Regions from separate parts of the Mus musculus genome. Here all the other regions are linked to region 3. The links are chromatin loops, found by intact Hi-C in ENCODE. Cell type or tissue: left cerebral cortex. All regions are shown on one strand.

Region 1 (8,000 bases), 550 kb before region 3:
TTGTTAGGGTTTATGTGCTTGTGTAAATGTGGATGAGTGTGCATGTTGATATATTTAAGTATGTGTACATGTATATGTTTATGTGTATATATTTATTTGTGTACACGTGTATCAATGTTTACATTTATGTGTGTACATGTTTTGTGTATACATGTGTATGTCTATAGTTGTGTGCACAACTGTATATTTATGCATGTACAAGTATCTGTTTATGTGTCTATGTACATCTGTATATTAATGCATATGTATATGTATGTGTGTATATCGTATATTTATGTGTGTATGTATGTATGTATATATTTATATGTCTAAAAATACATATTTGTGGGTATATATCTGTATACATATGTACATTTGTATGTTGATATATGTATGTTTGTGTATACATGTGTGTATTTATGTTTGTGGACATTTATGTTTATATCTATACTTGTATGTGTACAAATGTATGTTATGTATGTGACAGAAGCTATCTAGGGAAGGTTATGGCAAGCAAGTGAATTTCCTGGAGATAGCCCAATGGTTTACATGGCTGAGATGGGTGCACTCTGGAAAGGTACAGCCCCAGAGACTTCATCCCAGGACTGCTTCTCACTGCTGATATGCCTGCCCTTCCTGCCATTATTACATGGCCTAATGATTCATGGGCATCAGCCCACCCTATTGGGAAAATTTTCTATGGATCGACATGAAGACAAACTTTCATAAATTAGTGCTGTTTAGAGGAATTAATAACATTATAGAATCCCTGATTTGATTCTAAGGAGATGGTTTTAGTTGTTTTTCCAGAAAGATGAAATAAAGTTAGAATCAAGAATAGAATGTGACCCTCCTCATAAAATACAAAGTGAAGGTTGCATAATAAGGAACACAATGAGCTTTCATAAACTGCACTAAGAAGAGAAACAGGCTTGGGACAGATTTGTGATCAAGGAAAAACATTCATTCTAGGTCAGGTCCAAGAATGAGGTGTGCACTATGATAAAGCAAGGCCATGTGAAACTGTGGCTTTATAATGTGAAACACTGCTTTGAACTTACTATCAATATCCTTTTGTAACCCCCCCCCTTTTGTGAAACATTTTATCTATGAGGTAATTTTATAAAGAACTTTGTCTAAGAAGGTATAAAGACTGAGAAGAAATAAAGGGTGGCTGTTGGGCCTCTGCTCCTGCTCCATCCACCGTGTGTGTGTGTGTGTGTGTGTGTGTGTGTGTGTGTGTGTGTGTGTGTATCTGTGTGTGTATACATATAAACATATGTGTATATTATATATGTGTGTCTGTATGTATGTACAGTATGCCTATATATTGTCTTTCTGCATATAAGTATGTGAATACATACTTATGTAGGTATGTGTATGTATATAAGCATGCATGTGCACTTGTGAAATTGATGAAACAGGTGCTCAGGCTCAGCCAGTGTGTGTGTGTGTGTGTGTGTGTGTGCGTGTGCACACGCGAGTGTGCTTGACTTTCTTTTTTTTTTTACTTTCTCTGTGAAATTGCCAAAAGTCATCAGCTTTTGTCCCCAGAACAGTGAGTTAGATTCTACCTGAGTGAGATCATACTTATCTTTCTGATTTATTCCCCTTAGCATAAATCCTCTGGATCTATCATATTGTGACAAATGACAGTATTTCCTACTTCTAAAATTCTGGTTAGTATTCCCATGTGTATTTATACCATTTATTTATCCACTCATCTGTCAATAGACATGTGGATAGTTTTCACAATTAGCCCGGGGCATGCAGCAGCTAACAAGGGACTCTGTTTCAAACAAGGTGATAGACACCTGAAGTTGTTCTGTGACCTCCACATATATGTCTACACTCATATACTAGAACACACATATGACATGCACAAAATATACACAATATGCAAGAGTATATTTTGTCTGAAGTACCCAAGTAATTATTTTAATTTCATTTTATTTTTAAACACTAATTTGAGATGACAGCTGTGCAGCAGGTCATCCTAAAAGAAGCTTGACTTAGCGGCAGAAGAAAAAAACAGGAGGGGTGAAAGGGAAAAGGGAAGAAGAGGAAGGATGGGGGAAGGAGAAAGAAGAAAGAAGAGGAAAAGGAAGAGGGAGAGAGGGATGGCATTTAACATCTTGCTTCCCCTGGTCTGTTTAGTGAGCTAAGCAATATTTTATTGACTTTCAGTTATGTAGTGTTTACTGTCCTTGAACCCATGCAAATGTCTGAAAATCCCTAAAGTCCTGGGGGCAATGACATTCTTGCAAAGAGACCAGGCTTCCCTGCATGCCATCTGCTCCCTTGTGAAGTTATTTTTCTCTGACACAAAGATGGCAGGCTTGAAAGTGCTGAGAAATAGTGACCATGAGGTGAGTAGACACATGCAACTCCACTACACAACCACAACATACACAGCACAGCACATACATACAAACATATACACCACAACACACAGGCACACCACAACATACAGACACACCACCACAATACACACACCACAGCATATAGACACACATATCACAACATACACACATACACCACAGCATACAGACACACACCACAACACATACATCACAGCACATGCATAAATACACACATACAAGCTGCCAGCTACACTTATCACAACACACACAGGCACAACACAGCATACAAACATATACATCACAACACACACATCACAGCACATGCATAGCTACACACACAAAAGCTGCCAGTTACCACAACACACAGAGGCATACCACAAAACACACACATCATAGCACATGCATACACACACACACATAAAAAAGCTGCCAGCTACACATACCACAGCATATATACATGAATATATAATACATGCATCTCACCAGACACATGATACCAGCTACATGTTTATACACATAGCATGTCACACACAGACACATATATCACACCAGCTGCAAACACATACATACATTCTACACCAGCCACACAAACACACCCACCATGCCAGCTACATATAACATAAGTCACAGACACATATGCAGATACATATGCACCACACCAACTGCACACACACCATACTACACACACACATCAACTGCACAAATATACACATGCCCCACTACATTCAGACATATCACCATACTAGCTACACATATATGTATTCATGCACACATTACCATACACACAAAAGCATGTATCACATCACCTACATACACATGTGTCCAAATAGTCATAGATGAATGACAGCTTCCCTATCCTGAGAACTTGACTTATTAGGGTATGTGTCAGTCTCAACTATTTTGATCTGCTATGTTTAAGACTATCACAGCTACTTAGAATCTGTGAATGATCACTGACGTGTGTGATTACTGTTCTTGGTGTAGCACTGTCTCTGGGGGATAGGGGGAGAGTGGAGCATCTTCTCTAGGATGTTATAGCTCCAAGATATAGAGCTAACTTTCAATGAAGCTGAGTCTCTGCATTGCCCTCTTTCACATTTGGTGGGCATCTTTCCCAGGAAACGTTGCCTGGAATTTACAAGAGACAGCTCAAACCCCTGTCCCTCGTGCCTGGTTTCACACATATCATGCTGTTCTGTTGCTGGGAGGAAGACGGGTTCTAACAATATTGCTCACACAGGTCCTGGCCTCTCAGCTCAAATGTTCCTTTAGCCCTGTTGTCAGGCAGGCAGTACCTTTGGTGCCCCTCCCCATGGCCCACTCTTCAAGGCCTCTTGTTTCACCTCTACACTGGGAATCCCCTGCCCAATCAGAAGATAGTGCGAGGCAGACATTGTCCACTGAGGGGCAGTGCTCCCCTGGCCAGAACACTATAGCCTCAGGAAGCACCCAGGAGAGAGCCCAGATGGAAAGATTTCACACACCACCGCAGGGCATTGCATAGAGGCAGCTGCATAGGTAAAGGGCAGGGCACAGCTACACAGTCCTGATTGTGAATATATGGTGCACAAGAACATTCATATTTATAGGCGCTACCCAGGTACACAAGAGTGCTACTGCACAGGGAGTCCAGCATGAGTACCTTCGATCCAGGGGTGGGAACATGAGTGTTTGCGGCACTTCCTGGACTGGGGCACGAGGCATCTACCCATACATTTTAAGCTAGGAACAATGTGGCTGGGAATGAGAGGTATTGTTTGCCAGAACCAGAGGTTGGGGTTGGGGTTGGGGTGACGCACCTGGAGTGGAGTCCAGTGCGTCCACTCCAACCCCATCGATTCTCAGTAAGTTCTTCTCCGCTAAAAAGGAAAATGAGTGAGGCTCACATCCTGCACAGCATCCCAAAACCTCCCTCTCACCTCATGTTCCAGTCTGTCCCGGCTGCCGGCTCACAAGACTCCATTTTTACATTTCATTTCATTTCATTTCATTAAGAATTTAATTAAAACATTACTTTTAAAGGAGCACTTCATGACAAGAAATGTAAGAAAATGAAGGTATTATTTCCTCTCCTGTCTTGCAGCATCAAAGAAGGAACCAAAGGCATCATGAACTCCAGACAAGCGCTCCCATTGGCTCCCAGCCCTGAATATTTTCTTATTCAAAGAGAATAAGACAACAAAACTAAGGCAACGTTGGCCTCAGAGCTTTTTAATTTCACTTACTGAACTCTGATTATATCCTGAAATTGAAGGTTTGCTCCAAACTAATTCACACACCTTTGATGTTTCACACACTTTTGTAATTAAATAAATCATGACTAAAACAAGATCTTTTTCTCCCAATAGAAAAACAGAGTGGGCAATATCTGTGGCTCTCAGGGCCACCCCCACTAGCCCTGGTGTTCTCATCTGTCCTGGAGATGCTAAGAGAGGGAACTTAGCATCTTCAAACTCACTATTCCAAATTCAAATCAATATTCTTTGAAGAAGAAAACATCAACCAGCAGGAGATGATCGCTACACTGTGGCAAAGGCTATCTGCTCACTTGGCTTGTTGGGGGAGCCACTTAAAGAATCCTCAGCATCAGAAGGGCATTTACACCAGAAAAACAAGATGCATCCTTTGGAAAAAGCAGGAGTCCACTGCTGCTGTCACAGCTCCCCAAGCACTCTTCAAGAAGCACTTTGTTCATGCTTAGGGACACTCAGATGTCTCATGGTACCCATGGGCTCTAAACTTGATGAAACTATGAGGATCCTGAGGCCATTGTAAAGTCACCCATAAGCCCTGGATGAGAAATGCATGATAAGGGGGCTGGCGAGATGGCTCAGCGGTTAAGAGCACTGACTGCTCTTCCGAAGGTCCCGAGTTCAAATCCCAGCAACCACACGGTGGCTCACAACCATCTGTAATGAGATCTGACGCCCTCTTCTGGTGCATCTGAAGACAGCTACAGTGTACTAATGAATAATAATAAATAAATCTTTTAAAAAAAAAGAAATGCATGATAAAATCAGACAAACTCAGATAGATCAATGGCTATCATGCACACTTTCTCTTAAATGTCGAAACAAATTGTCTTTCTGATAAACTCCTTGACACCTATAGATAGCGTAGGAGAAGAGGAGGAGGAGGGGAAAGGGGGAGGAGGAGGAGAAGGAAGGGGAGGAAGAGGGGAAGGAGGGGAAGGACAGGGAGGGGAGGAGGGAAGGAAGGTGCAGGAAGGGGAAGGGGAGGAGGGAAGGGAGGTAGAGGAAGGGGAGGGGAAGAGAAGGAGGGGAGGAGGAAAGGAGGGGAGGGGGAGGAAGGAAGGGGGAGGGAGAGGAGGAAGAGGAGGAGGAGGAGGAGGAGGAGGAGGAGGAGGAGGAAGAAGAAAAGTAATTGGATTGTGGATTCTGAGTTTTGCTTTTTTAGCTCCCTCTTCTGGTTTTCTCTTACTCTTCCTTAACCATGCTTACCCCAAAAGAAACTCCACTGTGTGGAGACAAACACTGCAGAATGTGACTCCTGTGGGGAGGGAGACCGGTCAAAACAATCAGCCAGGGGTCCTCTGGTAGAGTAAAGGGGAATTCTCAGCAAAAATGTGGGCAGCACCATAGGCTAGCCACCCTCCCAGTTCTTCACTTACAGAGCATCAAATGGAATACTCAGCTGTAACCTCCACTCAGAAGGTTTGTATTAAAAGCACAATGTTATTTTTACTTGCTATCTGTCCATCTAACTGTTCAGCCAATAAGTTTAACTTATTAGGGCAAAACCACAAGAAAGCATGTTTGCTTGCCCTGTGACTTCTGTGTGGATACTGATCTCCTCAGCAGACAGCACACTCCCGTAATAACAAGCCTGGGCTCTCTTTGCATGGCCAAACACAGCACCCAGAACAGTTGGAGTGCTGCATAAACGCTTGCTTTCGATTGAGTGGTCTGTAGGACATTCTCGCTTTCTGAATGATTGTCTAGGAACAGGCCAGGAGCAAAGACAATGAGACTAGTCAACACTAGGGCCACAAACACCACACCCAAGCTCTACTCAGACAGCTCAGCGACAGGGAGATAAAGGTAGGTCACAAGCTCTCAGTGAGTTTGCAAAGTCGTGGTGGCCTGTGAACCTGAAACCGTGCAAGAGCTCTGTGCACACCAGCACATGTCAAATGGCAGAGACAGAGACACCATAGTCCTCTGCTGGCTTCACTGGGGCGGGCTGGTTTCTCGATCTGCTCAGGTGCAGTGCTTCTCAGGTGTAACTCAGAGTCTTATGGCTAGGCATAGTGGCACACATTCATAATCCCACTGCTGAGGAGATGAAGATAAAAAAAAATCCATGGTCAGTCCTAGCTAATGCAGAACAGAGTCTGAGGCCAATCAAGCTACATAAGACCACCTTAGAAAACGAATACAGCACAACAATCACAAAACAGCCCACAGCGTGTGTGGAAGGGGTCCATCTGAAGGCTCGAAGACAGAGAAGGAGCTCCTGGATTCTGAGATTCCCTGAATCTTCATATAGAGCATCCCTTCTCTGGCCTGTGTGTAGGAAAAACTTAGCACTAAGTACTGGGCTATTTATTCTGCATAACTTGTGCCTCAACTGCAAAATCTGAAGAGCAAATCCATTCTTTTCAGTACTGATAACACACAACTGAGTCGAACCTGAACCAGAGTTCATGAGCTCAGATCTGGCTAAAGAAGGTAGCTGTGGAGTAATTCAGCCATGGCCCGTCTCCACCCCCACCTACCTTTCCCTGATTCTTGGAGTTCAAGCTGTCTTCCTCTCTATTGATTGTATTGAGAATCCAGGGTCCCCTGACTTGGGCCTCAGAACTCCAGGTTGAGAATCTCAACTCTGGAAGCCAGAAGCTCTTGAGCTTTTGCCTGGGCTAAGAATTGCATCAGCTGCTTCATTGGATCCAAGGCCTTCAGACCCAGATGGAGCCATGATACCAGCTTTCCTGCTTCTGCAGCTTGTAGACAGCTTGTTGTGGGGCTTCTCAGCCGCCATACTCAGGTAAGACAGAGCCCTAGAAAATCTTCTTTCCTCTCTTCTTGGTTCTGATGTCCTGGAGAACCTTGACCATGCAGGGAAGATTAGGCTCAGAGTCTGGAAAGGCGTTTGTGCTCAACACACATGTATTACTAGATTACCATTAAGCTCAATATAAAAACAAATTATAAGGAAAGTTAAATTTAAAAATATATACATATATATATATTTTTACAGGTACTATGAGCTGCTCACCTTCTAGAAAAACTGAGCCTGTGGTATGGGTGGGTCAGACCTGATAGTGAGGTGAGACACCCATGAAAACCTGCTCCATTCACTGACTACCTCTGTAAAAAAAAAAAAAAGACACAAAGGCTGGCCTTTCAGATTTGTATAATAAAATAAATTACAAGGTTGTTTTCCCCAGCTTTGACAGGATATTAGGTAAAACTCATTTTCACTTTAAAGACTCATAACAATATGAAATGCATATAAATCTTACATTTAGTTTGCTTTGCAGGGTATTAGCAGGAGTCAGGAGGAGCCACCAACCCATCATCTGATGCGTTTTTGCAAAGGAGATTTGCCCTTTACAAATCAGTTGCGTGTTGTCTTCCTTCTGTGCACATGAGAGGTGCAGAAGCCTTGGAGACAACCGCAGCTGTAGCCCCTAAT
Region 2 (8,000 bases), 340 kb before region 3:
CAAGTAACTTCCTTCATCTGTTACAAAAAAAAAAATCCCATCCCTTTTCAAGATCAATTCTCTGAAAATTTGCCTGTTGCATCTCTATCTCTGAAGAACATTCTGTTCACTAACTCTTTTTACATGTTTTCACTTTGTAAGTACCATGGTCCCACACTTTAAGCTTGTAACCATCATTCCCAGTACATTATGTAAAGTATAAAGTATAATTCCTGGCACAAACAAGACACAAAATAAATGATATGAATATCATTACATTATTGTTATTTTATGTTATTATTGGAATTACGACAGTTAGGGAAGAAGAAAATTGGAGATGCCAAAATTGTGGCTCTCTTTATAAATTTATGTCATTTTTCATTGATAGTAAACCATGATTAAACACTTTCTTAGTTTCAGTAAGCCAGCTGACACTCTTCTTTTTTTCTGTACCAATGAAGAGGCTAGTAGGTGAAGCGCTACTCTCTTCACCATCTTCTTTTTGCTTCCCTTCCCATGAGTGTAGGCAGAGTAGGTGAATATGATGAGCAGCACTTTAGACATTGCAGCAGGAGAATCATCTTTTTTTTTTTTTTTTTTTGGTTTTTCAAGACAGGGTTTCTCTGTATAGCCCTGGCTGTCCTGGAACTCACTCTGTAGACCAGGCTGGCCTCGAACTCAGAAATCAGCCTGCCTCTCCCTCCTGAGTGCTGGGATTAAAGGTGTGTGCCACCACACCCGGCTCATCATGGGTTTTAAGTTTGTGAGTTCACACACACACACACACACACACACACACACACACACACACACACACACACACACACGTTAACTGAATGGTTGGAGAATGAGAGAAAATAATATCTTTGCATGGGCCTGCCTTTAAAAGAAGTTAACATGTTAAAAGGTCAGAAAGATACCTGAAAAATAAGGGGGAAAACACAACACTGTAGAAGACTTGTGGAGGTGGCAACATGGAAGAACATAAAGGTGACAACCAGCAACAAAACAGAGACCTCAGCTGCCACACAAGCATAAGAAACTAGTCTTTCCATCACCTAAATTAATGTATAGTGTCATGGTTTGAAAATGCTTGGTCCAGGGAGTGCACTATTTGGAGGTATGGCTTTGGTGGAGTAGGTGTGTCACTGTGGGTGTGGGCTTTAAGACCCTCATTCTAGCTGCCTGGAGGACAGTATTCTGCTAACATCCTTCAGATGGAAGATGTAGAACTCTCAGCTCCTCCTGCACCATGCCTGCCTAGATGCTGCCTTATTCCTGCCGTGATGATACTGGATTGAACCTCTGAACCAATTGAATGTTGTTCTTTATAAGGCTTGCCTTGGTCATAGTGTCTGTTCACAGCTGTAAAACCCTAAGACAACTATGGACTGGAGCCTCAATGGCAAGAGCAGACTTTTATTGCTCTGAGAGTTTGGATCTCAAGACCTAGTGGCCAGGGTGTAAGAGAATGCACAGTTCAGTCTGGGAGGGGTTTTGCAATCAAGAGTAGGGAGGGGTAAGAGCATGGCTTCTCCTGTCCCAGAAACTGTTTTTTTGGACAGTTTTCCAAAACTGTGAGTCAGGAGATAAGTCAGCTTGTCTATTTTTGTAGCCTCTGGGCTCCAGGGTGTGTGAGAGGTGAGCGTCATTAGACTTCCTAGCTTTGATCCTGTTTCAGGGTTCTGGTTTAGAAGGAGGGGTGTTCCTTAGGATTCCTCTTGTATGCTGTCTAATGTGGCTGCTGGGAACCAAACTCTGTTCCTCTGGAAGGTCAGCAAGCACTCTTAATCACTGAGACATCTCTCCATCCTGGGATCCCTTATTTAGACATTATTAGAACTTAGCAGCATTCAGAGCGTTAACTTCTGATGTGGGAAAAATGGGTTGCCATTTGCTCTTTTGCTTTTTTATGGTTTATATGATGTAATTTCATGTGGAAGTACACAAAATAAAGTGAAAGAAAAAAAGGACATACCCTTCTTGTGAGGTGGTTTGAATAAGAATGCCCGCTGTAGGATCAGAGATTTGAATCCTGGGTCACCAGGGAAGGGCACTATTTGAAAGACTGGGAGGTTGGCCTTGCTGGAGGAAGTGTGTCACTGGGGGTGGATATTGAGGTTTCAAAAAACCCATTAGGAGCCCAGGGCTTCTCTCTTCCTGCTGTGGGCAGATCTGGATGTGGATCTCACAGCTGCTTCTACAGTGCCATATTTGCCTGCATGCCACCGAGCTTCCTACCATGATGATAATGTACTCAATCTCTGAAACTGTAGGCCAGCCCCAATTAAATGTTTCCTTTTATAAGTTGCCATGGTCATGGAGTCTCCCCACAGCAATAGCACTCTATGACACTTTGCTTGGTTTATTGCCCTTTGTCGAGCAGACTACTGCTCTCTTTCAAACATGGCATGTCTCTGAAATGCTGTAATACATATTCACACATACTCACGGGAAAATCTTCCACAGGTGACTTTGCATTTATTTATTTATTTGCATTTATTTGTTCATTCAGAACTTACTACATAAACCAAGGCATTTATTTTTTCAAATACATTGGTGAATCAAAAACATCAGGTTGCAGAAAAGTGGGAACTTTGTTTTCTGTAGGTTTCAGATACTGATGACACTGGTAGCTTTGTGTTGGTGCAAGGTAGTGGTGGGTTAATATTTGAATCACAAGGATTGTGGCATAAAATCAGACACAAGAGATGGGCAATGAATGGCTACTAATGGAACAAAGTATGACCCAGGATAACTTGGCTCTGAATCTGCAACATTCCACAATCATAGTCGTGGAATTATCCTCCTGGAAAATTTTCTTAAAAATTATGCCTCTGTGTGTGTGTGTGTGTGTGTGTGTGTGTGTACAGGCGATTGTGAAGACCAGAGGTATTAGATCCCATGGAGCTTTAGATACAGGTGCATGTGAACAGCCAGATGTGGATTTTGGGAATTGACTCAGGAATTGGGTTCTCAGGTGCTGGGCCATCTCTCCAGCTCCTCTTTAGCAAACTTTAAAGCAGATGTCTTTTTTTCTCTTCTCTTCCCTTTCCTTACTTCCCTTTTTTCCTTTTTCTTTTTTGCAAGCTTCACATATGTCCCCTCAGATGTCCCCTAAGAGTTTGGCCTTGACGGGGGTAGGGGGTGGTGGACCCTGGCTGCCTTTTTTTTTTTTTTTTTTTTTTTTAAATCTTCATGACAACTGTGCTTTCCTAAGCTCACTGGGGCCATTTTGTTTGGGAAGTCAGACCTGAAGGAGTACTAGACCCAGAGGCGCCACCACACAGTAAGGCCTCAAGGTAAATTTTACTGCAGCAGGCGCAAAGTTCTCATTCCACAGAGGCAGGCCCAGGAGCCATCCTCTCACCCTAGGAACCTGCAAGTTCAAGTTCTCCGCCAGGGAGCTAGGACAGGCAAGAGGTTGGCTGACGAACGCCGAGCTCTCCGCTAAGCTGGAAAGGACTCAGCCCGCTAGCCTTCCCACTAGTCAGGGCCATTGCTCCCTTCCAACACCCGCGGAAGCCACACCTCCCTCTCCGGCCGTCCCTGCGAGCCAAGTCCGGGTGTGTCCCCCTGGCGCGGCGCCCACCCTCCGAGGGCGCAGACCGAACCGCCCTCACAGGTTAGGGGCGGGGCCTGCCTGGCGTGATGGCTTCGCCTGCAGCCCCTTCTTGGTGTAACGACCGGAGAGTAGCAGCACAGCAACCCCAGCGCAGAGGCGGGTCCGACCGCGCGATGACACCAGGCACAGACCATTCGCCGCCGGGGGATCTTTCCTGAGGGCGCGGACGAGGGAGCGGGATCCGGTTGGCGACTGACACGTCGCCCCGCCCTAGATTCTTTCAGGGTCGGCTGTCTCTGAACAGTGGATCCCAGTGAGGAAGAGTCGGGCGCATGCTGATTGCGTCACCAAACCACGCACTCAGCCCGAGCAAGCCCCTCTCTGGGAGAGGCCTCGGTGGGGGAGGGCCCTGCGCACTGTGATGACGGCAAGTCCCGCCCGTTTGAGGAGTGGAGCGGTGGAGCCCGCGGTCCCCCTCAGTGGGGCGCTGGCGCGCGGGCTAGAGCGACCTGCGGTCCGTGGGAGAGCCGCGCCCGCCTCGGCAGGGAGGAGTGCTCAGCGCGGCTGGAGATGAGTAGCGCGGGGGGCGAGGGGCCGGAGGCCGGTCCTGGCCGGGCTGGGGGCCGCTCCGAGCCCGAGGCCCCGGGCAGCGCTCTGAGTGTGGACTTGCCGGGGCTGCTGGGGCAGCTGGCGCGCAGCTTCGCGCTGCTGCTGCCGGTGTACGCCCTGGGCTACCTGGGGCTGAGCTTCAGTTGGGTGCTGCTGGCGCTCGGGCTGCTCGCCTGGTGCCGCCGGAGCCGCGGCCTCAAGGCCAGCCGCCTGTGCCGCGCGCTGGCGCTGTTGGAGGACGAGGAGCAAGCTGTGCGCCTGGGAGTGCGCGCCTGCGACCTGCCCGCCTGGGTGAGTGTTGCCCCCCCAGACCTGAGCGGAGTCAGGTCCGCACCACCCTTCTCCCCTTCTCAGTGACGGGTGGGGAACTCAAGCCCCAGCCCGAGTGAAGTGTCAGCCACCGCTTGTTCCGAATCTCCGTCCGATCCGGGATCCGCACAACCAGGATCCCGGACCGAGTCAGGTGTGCGACCTTACTGCTGTCTGCCTCTCCTGCTGTAAACTGCTGTCTGCTGTCAGCACTCTGCCCACCTGCTTTCCTCGGGAGTTCTGGCCACTGTGGCCCACCCCGGCTCTGAGCGACGGTCTGCGTCCGAGTCTCACTTGTGTCAGCGCACCGCCTCCCCCACCTAAGTCAGGTGTCCTTATTGCTGTCCCCACCCTCATCCTGGGCGAGGTGTCCTGGTCATTATCTGCTCCGAGAGTGTCCGCTCTCAGTCCTCTTCCTGGCTTTCAGTCCTCCTCGCCCATCGCTAGCAAAGTGCGCAGGTAGTGAATACTTCCTAACTTGGCAGAACTGGTCATTGTTAGTTGCTGGGCCTCTTCCTCCTCTCATGCTGGCAGTGACTACCGCCCAGAAGCACACTTGGTGGGCGATGAGATCTCAGTTGTCCAGAGCGATTCTGTAAACCTTTTGCAAGCATGGCGCTGCAGGCCTGGAACCGTCCAGATTCTCCTTTCTGATTTAAAAAGTAGTGACAGCCAATATGGGGAGAAGTTAATTAAAAAAATCAGGAAGACTCATTCATTTCTTAGTTGTGTCTAACACGATTGAAGTGTTCCTGAAAAGCTTATGTTAGAAGAATTGAAATGTTTGTTTCATTGTTTAAAATACCAGAGGGAAGACTAGGCACTTTGATATGATCATTTAATATCCAGGATCTAACATATATAGAGGGAGATTTTGAAAGTGTTAACAGTAATGATAAGTTATGGTATTGATTATTTTTTCCTAAAATTGCTTTTTACTTATTGAGTATTTGAACCTATTGGAGAAGGCATTATCATCTTTTTCTCTTCACTGTCTTTCTTAGCAAAGAGTTAGTGTCATAGTTTCAGATAGAAGGAAATAGTGCATATTTTAAGATAAATGTTGCACAATGTTAGGCTTGATGTAAATGTCTGTGGAAGTAGGTAGTGGTAAGTTTTGAAAGGTAGAAAGAAGGAATTTAAATGGAGAAAGAACTTGGAGAATGTTCCTCCTTTCCAGCTAGGAAACACCTGTGAAATATGGCATGGACTATGTGGAACAAGTATCAAAAAACAAGAATTAAAGAGGAAGAGTTCCCTAAACCAAGAGGAACATAATAGGTAGCGCTTCGTGATGACAGTTAACAACTGAAGTTAGAACTGTAATGGTGAAGCACTTTTGAAACTTAAAAGACCTGCAGATACATAGTGAATGTATAGGACAGGAGTGTTTTGGAAAATGAAAGTAACTGATATGAGATACCATTTAGCTAGCAGTAAAGGAATATAAAAAAACAGGAAGTTAGAGTAGCTAAGGTGAGAACAAACAAGAAACAGTGGTATACTGTAGAATGCAGTAGTGGTGTCTTGTGTTTCTGCCACACTAAATTAAATGCTGCCAGAAAGCTGGTTAAAAACTAGTAGTTAAATGACCAATAAACAACATAAGTAAGACTGAAGTCTTCAGGAGCAGGGTGGTGCTGACTTCCAAAAATACTTAATTATTGAGCAACTGATATAAACTAGCTTTTAAAACACTGTTTGCAAAGTGCAAATGTTTTCACAAAGGAAATAAAATACAGTTGCTGCCATAATGAGCCAAAATTTTAATGGAATAAAAAGATAATTGGTCAGTTTTCTTGTTTTTATTTTTGTTTCTAATTGTTTTTTGTTTTTTAGTATTAGGGTCAGACCTAAGGCTTCCATAGCAATAGTAAAGTGGTCTACCACTGAACTACATTAACAACCCCGTGCAGAGTTTTGTTTGTTTGGGTTGGTTGTTTGGAGACAAGGTTTCCTCAGCTACAGTGGTGGGACTACAGATATGTGCTAACATGCTTATCTAGTTCCTGGGGTTTCTGGATGTTGATTTGATAGGTTGTCTTGAAAGTGATGTACATGCCAAAGACTGTAATGTACATTGATGACTGTGACTCATTGTGGAGTAGAAACATGAGAAGATATGAGCTAGTATGGTACCAACTTTCAATTTCCACCGTTAGATAAATTCACCCACAGTTTTTTCATTTTATTTAGCAAAATGAAAATTTAAGGTGGACATGAGGATAGGGACAATGCTGCACTTTTATTTTCATTTGAAAACTCAGAACTTGGTAGAATAAAGTGTGATTCTTTTCTGTTTTTACTACTGCCAGTGTATACTGATGTTATGGCTGTAGGCATATGGCATAGAAACATCAACCTCTTGTGTACATTGTTGCTTAGCTTGGTGAAAGTTGTTATTTTTTTTACTCATTGTGTGGATTACTAAGAACCAAAACAATCCAGTTTCTTTGGATATGTTCTCTTATTGTGTACACCTTTAGAGGGATAACTTTCTTCCCAGTGTTTTGTTGTTGTTGTTGTTGTTGTTGTTTTTGTGAAAGTTTAGGAGAATGTAGCTTTAGCCAACATATAATATCTATAATTTAAGAACAAAGTAAATAAAAGAATGCATGGTAGTGTCTTGAAAAGAAAGAGTAAACAGTTGGCTTTTTTGATACTTTCAGAATGATGTATGAGACTTGAGTCACTTGGTATAAACAATCATTTTAATCTGAGTACTTCCTAGCACTCTGAGGATGAGATGGAGGTGCTGCTGAGTTTCTTCTCTGCATTCACACCTGGTTATGCCCAGCTAGTACAGGCTGTGCCAATTAGATTGCATTGCCAAATGTAAGTGTTCCAGTAACTTAGAACATAGTTCCTGAGGTTTCTAAAAATAATCAGTAAATTCCCGGGTTGTTGTTTAAACTACACTAAATTTAAATTTCCCATATAAGTACTTATCAGCCTGTATGTTGAGGCTTTAGTTGTATTATTCTCATTTTAATTTTAAAGATGGGACTTAGATCAAATATGAGTATTTTACAGATATGAAGTAAAGCTATAAATCTAGTGTGTAGATTGGTTTGTGTGCCTATAATTTTACAATGCACTGTGTGTGGTCTTTTGTATTTTGTTAACAGTTTATCAAATCATCCTTTTTAATTTCCATGACAAACAGGAACTTAATCATACCTTTTTGATGAAATATAAAAAGTCATCCTATCTTCACATTTATATTCTTTCCAGGTAGGTGTAACTGACAATCTAGTAGGTAGACCGGTGATAGCCTCAGGTAGCATATTGTTAACTTTCAACCCATCATGTCAGCTGGACCTGGGATAAAGGGCCTGAAAGAATGGACAGACTACAGCCGGATGCTGCAGACCATCTTACTTCAGTTTCAGTGTACTTTTATGCATGGATTACTTTCATGTAACAACGAAAGTAATGATCCAAGGAAGGTTGAGTTCAGAAAAACATGATCAGAAAAACAGTAACTAAACCCCAGTAAGCACGTACGGAATATTAACAGAGCAGCCCTTTCTCATAA
Region 3 (8,000 bases):
ATTGAGAGGACTTAATGCTAGCTGGCTGGTCTGAACTTATACTAAAAGATGTTCTACAGGTAGAAAGTCCTGGTCCCTAATGGGAAAAAAATGTACCCAGGAACCAGCCAAAGCTCTTCCACCATCTCTCTCTATGCAAAGGGAACATTATCAGTGATGAGAAGGCTAGATCCCAGGTAGGAATGCCTGGCTTACTGATGGTATCGGATTCCTCCAAGTGAATACACATATGTCAGTGACCACAATTCAGAGTGAACAAAAATCTCCTCAAATCGAGAGGACTCAAGTCCATGCTGAAAATCAAATATGAGACCATAAAGAAAGTCAAGCAATGAAGTGTGTTCAGGGAGCAGCTTCCATGACTTTTGGTGCCTTGCTGTGGTACATTCAAACAAGAGGAGGAGACAGACAGATTGAAGGAAAGAATAGAAATCCCAGAAATAGATCCAAATGCATATGGGGATTTGGTGCATGATAATGATGGCATTTTAAATCAGTGGGGAAAGATATATTATTCAGTAGTGATTTGGGGACAACTGGCCAGACATTTGGAAAATATATAGCTGGATCTCTCCCAAGCTCCTTCCCCCAAAATAAAGTCCAGATGGCTCAAAGACTTAAAAATATAATGGAATTTTACAAGTACTACAAGAAAAGTTGGGGGAATTTTTAATAATTTCAAGGGGGAACTAGTTTTTATAAAGCAAGACATAGACCCAATGTATTAGTTTCTTCTCTAATTGCTGTGACAAAAATACCTGTCAATCACCAGGAGGGAGGGGCTTTTGTTCCCATTTGATTCGTTTGTTTCATGGTTGGAGGGTTAGTTCATCACTGGGAAGACATGGTGGCAGGGGAAGGAAGTGGCTAGCCATATTGAGCCTGAAACTGAGAAGAAGACAGAAACAAGTGCTGATTGGCACTCACTCTCTTCTCTTTATGGACTGTGGGGTCCCAGGCCATGGAATGAGGCCTCCCACATTTGGAGAGGGTCATTCCACATCAATAACCTAACCTAGAAAATCCCGCAGACACATCCAGAGTCCTCTTTTCAAGATGATTCTGGATATTTTCAAGTTGGCCACCAAGATTAATCTGAATATCTTGATATCTAGAAAAAGGTAAATTCACATACTTTAACTCAGTGACTCCATTCCTAGGAAATCCTGGGGTGACCATGTTTAAATGTATGTTAAATAATCAAATCTAAGATAATTTTTAAAAATGTTGCTGGAGATAAAACAAACAAACAAACAAACAAAAAACTAGGAGTCTCTTAAACGTTGGAGTGTGGCTTGTCCTGAAGACGTGTGCAGTGTGAAGAGTTAAGACATGGTAATCACTGAGGAAGTGTGGCGGCAGCTGGGTCGCATCAGAAAAAGTAAAATGGAACTTGACTTTTTCCTGAGAGATTAATTCCTTTTGAATTTTAGATGAGACATCTGCAGACCTAACTCCAAAATGTGCAGCTTGTGCACCAGTCTTGCCTGATGAGTGTAGTTTCCAACCCTCATCAAAGAGGTTTCTTTCTGCAGCAGAACATTCAAGAAATATATAAGTGGTCAAAATGCACAACTGAATGTGGGTGCTCATCCCCAACTGATACATCAGCATCAAATGTGGGGTGCTTATCTCCAATTGATACAGCCACAATGCACCCCTACACCAAAGGCCCAGGGAACAGTTTGGAAGAAAGGGTGGGAAGATTTTAAGAGCTGGAGGACCAGGAAGTCTCTTGTAGATAGTAACTTCTAGCTATGACAGGGAAGTGACACTTGTGGATTTTTAACAATATAATTGACTAAACACCATGTTGACATACCATCATGGATGGAACACTCTCACAAAGCTACACTCTTAAATGAAGTGCCAGACACTATCAATGGCTACAAAGAATCAGTTTCAGTGCCAGTTTCTGGGGACATGGAATCAAGAGCCTGCTGATTGGTTATTCAATCCTAAGAGGTTAACCCTCAACACATACATATCAGCAATACTAAATGGAATTAGTAGTCTCTCTCTCTCTCTCTCTCTCTCTCTCTCTCTCTCTCTCTCTCTTTCTCTCTCTCTCTCTCTCTCTCTCTCTCTCTCTCTCTGTGTGTGTGTGTGTGTGTGTGTGTGCATGAATGAGCATGTGTGTGATCATAATACTTAGTAAGCACTGTTCCAGTGAGTTACATCCCCAGCAAGTCACAATAATAAAGAAAAGGCCATGAACTTGAGAGTTAGTTTCAGGGAACATGGGAGGAATTAGGGGTATAAGAAGTAGGGAAGAAACAATCTCATTACAGTACTCATGTATGAAATTCTAAAGAAAAGTAAAACATTTAAATAAAAATATAAACAAAATTAGTAAGTTCAAGAAAAGGAATAAAAATTGAAAACAAAAAAAAATAGATGAGAATACAAGGTTTTTTATATTCAGGGTAAAGGATGATTTTGAGACAAGGTCTAGGAAGCCCTAACCACAGAAACAATAATGATGGAAGAATTCAGCTACATTAAAATCAAGAAGGTAAGAAAGGTGTCAGAGAACGAATCCAAAAAACCAGGCTCCAGGATGGGAGAAACTTCTCATGGCATAACCAACAAATTACTTTAAAACTGAGAACCACCAGACCACTAAGAAGAAGCCCAGCATTTGGACAGGAACTTTGATGGAAGAAATCCAAATGACTGAGGAGCAGCTAAAATGGCACTTGACTTAATTATAAAATTAGCTGTGTGAGGTCCCTGGACCCACTATATGAGTGGACCTAGGCTTGCCTGTTCCAGCTGCTTCTGGGGACATGGAATCAAGAACGACACACTCGTGGAGGACACATGGTATCCAAGAACGACAGAAGCCAAGAGTTGGGAGGAGGTCTGGGTGTGAGTGATCCTGAGCCTAAATATGATCCAGTGTCCCTAGGTGATGTGTGTGCTGCAGGAACGTCTGACATGTTCTGCATGACTCGCGGTCTTATATGCATGGCCCAGAGACAACCAAAGTTTGTATAAAGCGATTCTAACAGTTAGTTAATCCTCACCACTTACTCCCACTCAGAGTGTGGGACTTTCGAGTTGTTCCAACAGGGCATATTTGAGACCCAGGAACTGTTGTCAAAGAGGTTTTTGGAGCCTGAGCCACTGCTGGACATGTTGTAAGCTCCTTTGGAAGTTTTCTGTTTCAGGACCACATTTTTCGAGCTCAAGAGAGGTTGTATAACTTCCATTCAATTTGATAAAATCAAATTTGTTCCTTCAGTTTAGGGTGAGAGGGGAGATGAGGTAGATGAGACGACTGTCACCATCTTCAGCAGGTCTGACAACGCAATCCATTCTTCTTGTTTGGGGGTTTGGACAGGTTCTTTTGGACAACAAGCAGCTGAGCCTAGCTCTGTGCATCTCCTCTGCTGTGAAAGATTGTGAGCCCACCCTATAGCTCTGGAGTGGAGATGAATCCTAGGGGTGAACCACTGTCCCTTCATATCCCAGAGCCGAATGTCCTCACTATGGAGTTATGGACAGGTGTTTCTATCCCAGTGCTGTGGTAGAAGGAGCGATTCCAGTGTCCCCTCCTCTTCTCTCTCTCTACTCCCACCATCTCCTAAAAATAAATCCTTTTAAAATGACTTTGTCACTGTGCAAATGACAGGTAGAACACTGCATGTTTTACTGGCTGGAACCAGCTCCAGGTGAGTCTGCTTAGCTAAACCGAGGCTGGATTGTTTCTAGAGAGGCCCCGGGGACATTTTCTTTTCTGACTCTGCAGTCCAGGAAACACTGCTGTCCATCCAGGCTAGCTCAATTAGAAAGCTTCCAGCTAGAGCAGGAAATGCTGGAATTTCTTGGAAGACAGAAGGGCATTGCTCCTTGTCTTGGGGAGGCCCAGGCCTAGGGCTGGGTACTTTTTGTATGTAGGACACTTGTGTCATGCAAACAGTTGTAGCTGCAGATACTCAAGGATTTCTTGGCTTTGGGCAGGGAGCAGTGGTTGGTATGGAGTCTGAGAAAGGAAGGGGCTATGGCTGGATAAAGCCCTCCCCAGCCATCTTATGGTTGTCTGAATTGTATTTGGTGAGTTTCTTCCCCTTTGCTCATTCCCAAGCCTTGGCCTTTCTAGCCATCATGGCTCTCATCGCTGTAGCATACGCAGTACCAGAGAGGCACCCACCTGACTCTGGACTTCTTTGCAGTTTGCTAGCTTCTGAGAGGTTGGGTGTCACGTTGCAGAAGACCATTGCAAGTGGATTGTCTTAGTCTCAGAAAGTACTGGACTCTTGCTTCCTTATCAGGTAGATTCTCCCTTGTGGCTAGAGAAGGTTGGTGCTGCTGCAGCACATGGAGACCGAAAACAACTTTCTCTTTGGAATCAGCCAGAGCTGGGTCTTAGGCGCCCTCTGCAGGACAGTTTTGGGGAAACAGGATGAGAAATAACTTCCCTCTTTCTGGTGATGGAAGGGTCCACACTAAATTGTATTTTCTAATTAAAAAGTATCTCATGGTCATTGTAACATTCTATAAAATATATGTATTCCGGATATGGCACACACACTCTCTCTTTCTTCTCCTATTGGAGAAACAATTTTCAAATTACTCCCTAGAGACTGGTACCTAGGCCCTGGGTACCGTGACATCTGTATTTGACTCTGCCCATGTGATGCATCCACAGAGAGTGGCTCTGGAGAAAATGGCCTTGGCCAGGCCACAAGCTATCTGTGCTTGACTTCTTGCTCAGAGGGAAGTAGCCATTCTGACGGGGCCATGTGAGGTCCTTCTGTGATCCCTCTAGAGTTGGTGTATAGCTCGGTGGGGTGCTTCAGGGTAGGTAAGAACTACCTCCCCATTCACCCCCTGCTTTGTGGAAGCCTCCTTCTCTCTAGAAGTGACCCATGGTTGCTGGTCCTGTGGAGATGTCCCTCAGCAGTGGCTGGAGTCTGGGATCTGGGCTTTAGCTTGCCTTTCTGTGAAGTTCTGTGCTATCTGTGAGTGGGAAGGTTAGAGGCATGAAGCTGGGCAGATCTGGGTTTAGGCTTTTCTCAAGATAGGAGCACCTGATAATTCTCACCAAACTTGAGAGAAATGAAACCTAATAAGAAAATGAATACTTTTCTTGACCTATTAAACCAATTTGGTGGCAGTTGGAACTAAGGGTACCTTAGACATGTTGTCTATTGCTGTTACAAACACCATGACCATAGCAACTTGGGAAGGACAATGTTTATTTGGCTTCCATATCACAGTCTATCATCAAGTAAATCAGGGCAGCAAGTCACAGAAGGAACCCAGAGGTAGGAACCGAAGCAGAAGCCATGGACACATAGGCTTGTTCCTAGTGGCTTGTTTAGACAGCTTTCTTACACTGTCCAGGACATCTGCCCATAGGTGACACCACCCCACCCACGGTGAGCTCACTAGTTGCATTATAAATCCATCAAGGGATTGATGCAAACAGTCAAGTTACACAGGATCTCATCCTCTCAGGGAAGTTCCCACCAATGTCTCCAGAGGTGAGGTCCATAAATCTCACAGGCCCTTCTCAGTCCAGTCAGGCTGATCTCCAAGATTCAACATTGATGTCAACGCTTGTACTTCGGAAGACCTGTTCCATAGCTTTTTTTGAGGTTAAACAAACAAACAAACAAACAAACAAAAAACCACCAAAAGTTGACATTTGTCAGCCTTGTGTGGACTAACCTCAGAGACGCTATAAAATACCCGACCTTTGAACATTACAGTAAAACAAGCAGAAGTCACAGTCACAGAGAAAATTGTCAGTGTTTGCACAGGAGGGTGCATTATGCTCAGGTAAGGCTGCCAGCGTGGAAACTGTGGAGATCAGAGACCAGAGGTGGCTCTCCCTCCCGATGTGGTGTAAGGGAATACGTGACAAGCACAGAGAAGAAGTACAGGTATATCCAGGCAAGTAGACCCCAGGTCCTCGGGAGATGTCATCAGCAGATACCTTTTTCTGAGATTACCAGAATCATCCTGGCAGGAAAAATCCCCCCACCCCCAGCCCCCAGAGATGCAGGAAGACCAGCCTGCCTGGCACACAGTGAGGATGGAGGGTGTGGTGCAGGTGAGTCAGCGTGCCACACACTTTGGCTTGTTTGAGATGTTTGGGGCATTACTGCAATAAACCCAAGGCTGTTCTTTATGATGCTAAGAATCCTTGACTTAAAATCTAACCTTCCAACGCAGTCTTAAGTGCCCAATAGATACAGGTAAAGTGTTGTACAGCAAATTTTTAAAACTCCCTATCTACTGATGAATAATTCCCCTCCCTCCCTCAGCCACTGACAGTCACTGTTCTTTTTGCTTCTCTGATTCTCATGGCCTTTGCTAGTCCCTTTAAGTGAGACCTGTGGTTGGCTTATCTCTGGTAGCATGGTGCCTTCCAGGCTCATCCATACAGTCACTTGTAAGAGTTTCATCTTTTAGCCAGGCGTGGTGGCGCATGCCTTTAATCCCAGCACTCGGGAGGCAGAGGCAGGCGGATTTCTGAGTTCGAGGCCAGCCTGGTCTATAAAGTGAGTTCCAGGACAGCCAGGGCTACACAGAGAAACCCCCGACTTGAGGGAAAAAAAAAAGAGTTTCATCTTCTTTAAAGATTCAGTCATATTCTAGTCTGTGGATGTGCCAGCATTAAAGGGCAAATCAGAGAGAGACAAAACAGACCGCCCTGCCAGGTGTGGCAGGAGAGTGGTGATATGGACAGACATCAGGCTAACATGAAAGAAGCTGTTTGACAAGACTGGAAACCCTTCTCCATGTGGGCTATGTGTAACAGAGAGCTCATGTACTATATAAATGACAGCTAAAGACCATTGACCCTTTGGGCAGCATTTTTTATTTTTGAGGGTACACCTTTCTTCCAATTTGCTAGCTTTCGCTCATTCTTGAAGCACCCTTTTCCTTGTTAATAAACTATATTTTATCTTACCACATGACTCAGGTAAAATGTTTTGGCTTGAACCACAAGAGTCAAGAAATCTTAGTGGATCCCGCCCACCTCAACTCTATCAGTACGTAACACCTGTATTCAGACCTTTGGAATGAGCCCCTTGAGCCTGGGCTCGGGTTCCTGGAACTGTTATGTTCATTCCACCCCCTACATCCCCACTGAAGCCAGTGTGACTCATATTTTCTCTGAGTGGTGGCTAAAAACATCCTGATAGGAACAGTGGAAAATCTGATTGGATTTGCTGTGTTCAGAATCACACAGTTAAATATCAGAGCCATGAGCTCCCTCTGATTTCTGTATCTGGCCTGCTTCTACTCCTTGCTTGGAGGTCTTGGGTGACTTGTTGACCAGTTCTGCTGGGACAGCTTCTATCCCCTTCAGTTCAGTTTGCACCAAAGAGGAGTTTCTGCAGAGGTTCGAGTACTTTATTCTGTCGTTCTACAGCTCAGAGTGGGAGCAGCTGGCACCATGGGCCAGGCACCATCAAGACAGATGGCTGCCCGGCTGGAGACTCTCCATCTAGAGACAGTCCTGTTTAAGGAGTTTCCCCTCCTCCCTCCTCCCTCCTCCCTCCTCCCTTCTCCCTCCTCCCTCCTCCCTCCTCCCTCCTCCCTCCTGCTGTGCTCCCTTTGGTTTGGTCTCCTGGTGTTTCTTTCATGAAGGCTGTTCAAGTTTTTTTGGGAGGTTTAGTGAAGCTGTAAGGCTGTGTGAGATGATATATTTGAGGCAGCTTTGTTTATGGGAATTCTCTGGCCAGGTTGGAAGTCTATGGGTCGGTCTGTATCGTATGGCTAAGTGAGTCACAGTGATGGTCTGCATGATGCTTGTGGGGTCTGTGGCAGTCAATTGTTAAAGTAAATCACTAACCCCAATAAGGTTATGTATGCAAAAACCATACAATTCAGTTACAATATTTATAAGCCGCACACCTAGATTGGGCAAATATACCACTACACTACTCTATTCCCCAGCTATGAGATCCCTTGCTACTGTGGCTTCTCCAGGCCATGTGGTTCTGCTCCATCTTCCTTCCACCCCCTCTTTCTCTGTC

The links. Peaks named below come from ENCODE experiments on the same cell type or tissue, not always from the same donor. Only the 100,000 strongest peaks of a DNase experiment are listed, where the experiment ranks them.
Region 1: a loop joins it to region 3, with 12 times the contacts of the local background. A loop is called at or near these places in 11 of 42 quality-filtered maps.
Region 2: a loop joins it to region 3, with 4 times the contacts of the local background. A loop is called at or near these places in 5 of 42 quality-filtered maps.

What each region holds. Positions count from the first base shown.
Region 1 is chr12:116,067,445-116,075,444 of GRCm38, forward strand. Gm46383 (a long non-coding RNA gene) reads right to left here. Exons shown (of 3, transcript XR_001780734.2): 3 at 7,708-8,000. Among named protein-coding and RNA genes, the nearest start is that of Vipr2, 6.3 kb to the right of the region's middle. In left cerebral cortex, a CTCF peak has its summit at 3,737; a DNase peak (open chromatin) is centred at 3,764.
Region 2 is chr12:116,277,229-116,285,228 of GRCm38, forward strand. Esyt2 (extended synaptotagmin-like protein 2) reads left to right here and starts at 3,994. Exons shown (of 22, transcript NM_028731.5): 1 at 3,994-4,444. The coding sequence starts at 4,115. In left cerebral cortex, CTCF peaks have their summits at 3,372 and 4,043; DNase peaks (open chromatin) are centred at 3,901, 4,745 and 4,974; H3K4me3 peaks cover 3,062 bases; H3K27ac peaks cover 2,014 bases.
Region 3 is chr12:116,615,767-116,623,766 of GRCm38, forward strand. The region is part of intron 2 of Ptprn2 (protein tyrosine phosphatase, receptor type, N polypeptide 2); the gene reads left to right. Among named protein-coding and RNA genes, the nearest start is that of Ptprn2, 130 kb to the left of the region's middle. In left cerebral cortex, a CTCF peak has its summit at 4,388 (motif pointing left); DNase peaks (open chromatin) are centred at 484, 1,467, 3,050, 3,679 and 3 more places; H3K27ac peaks cover 3,710 bases.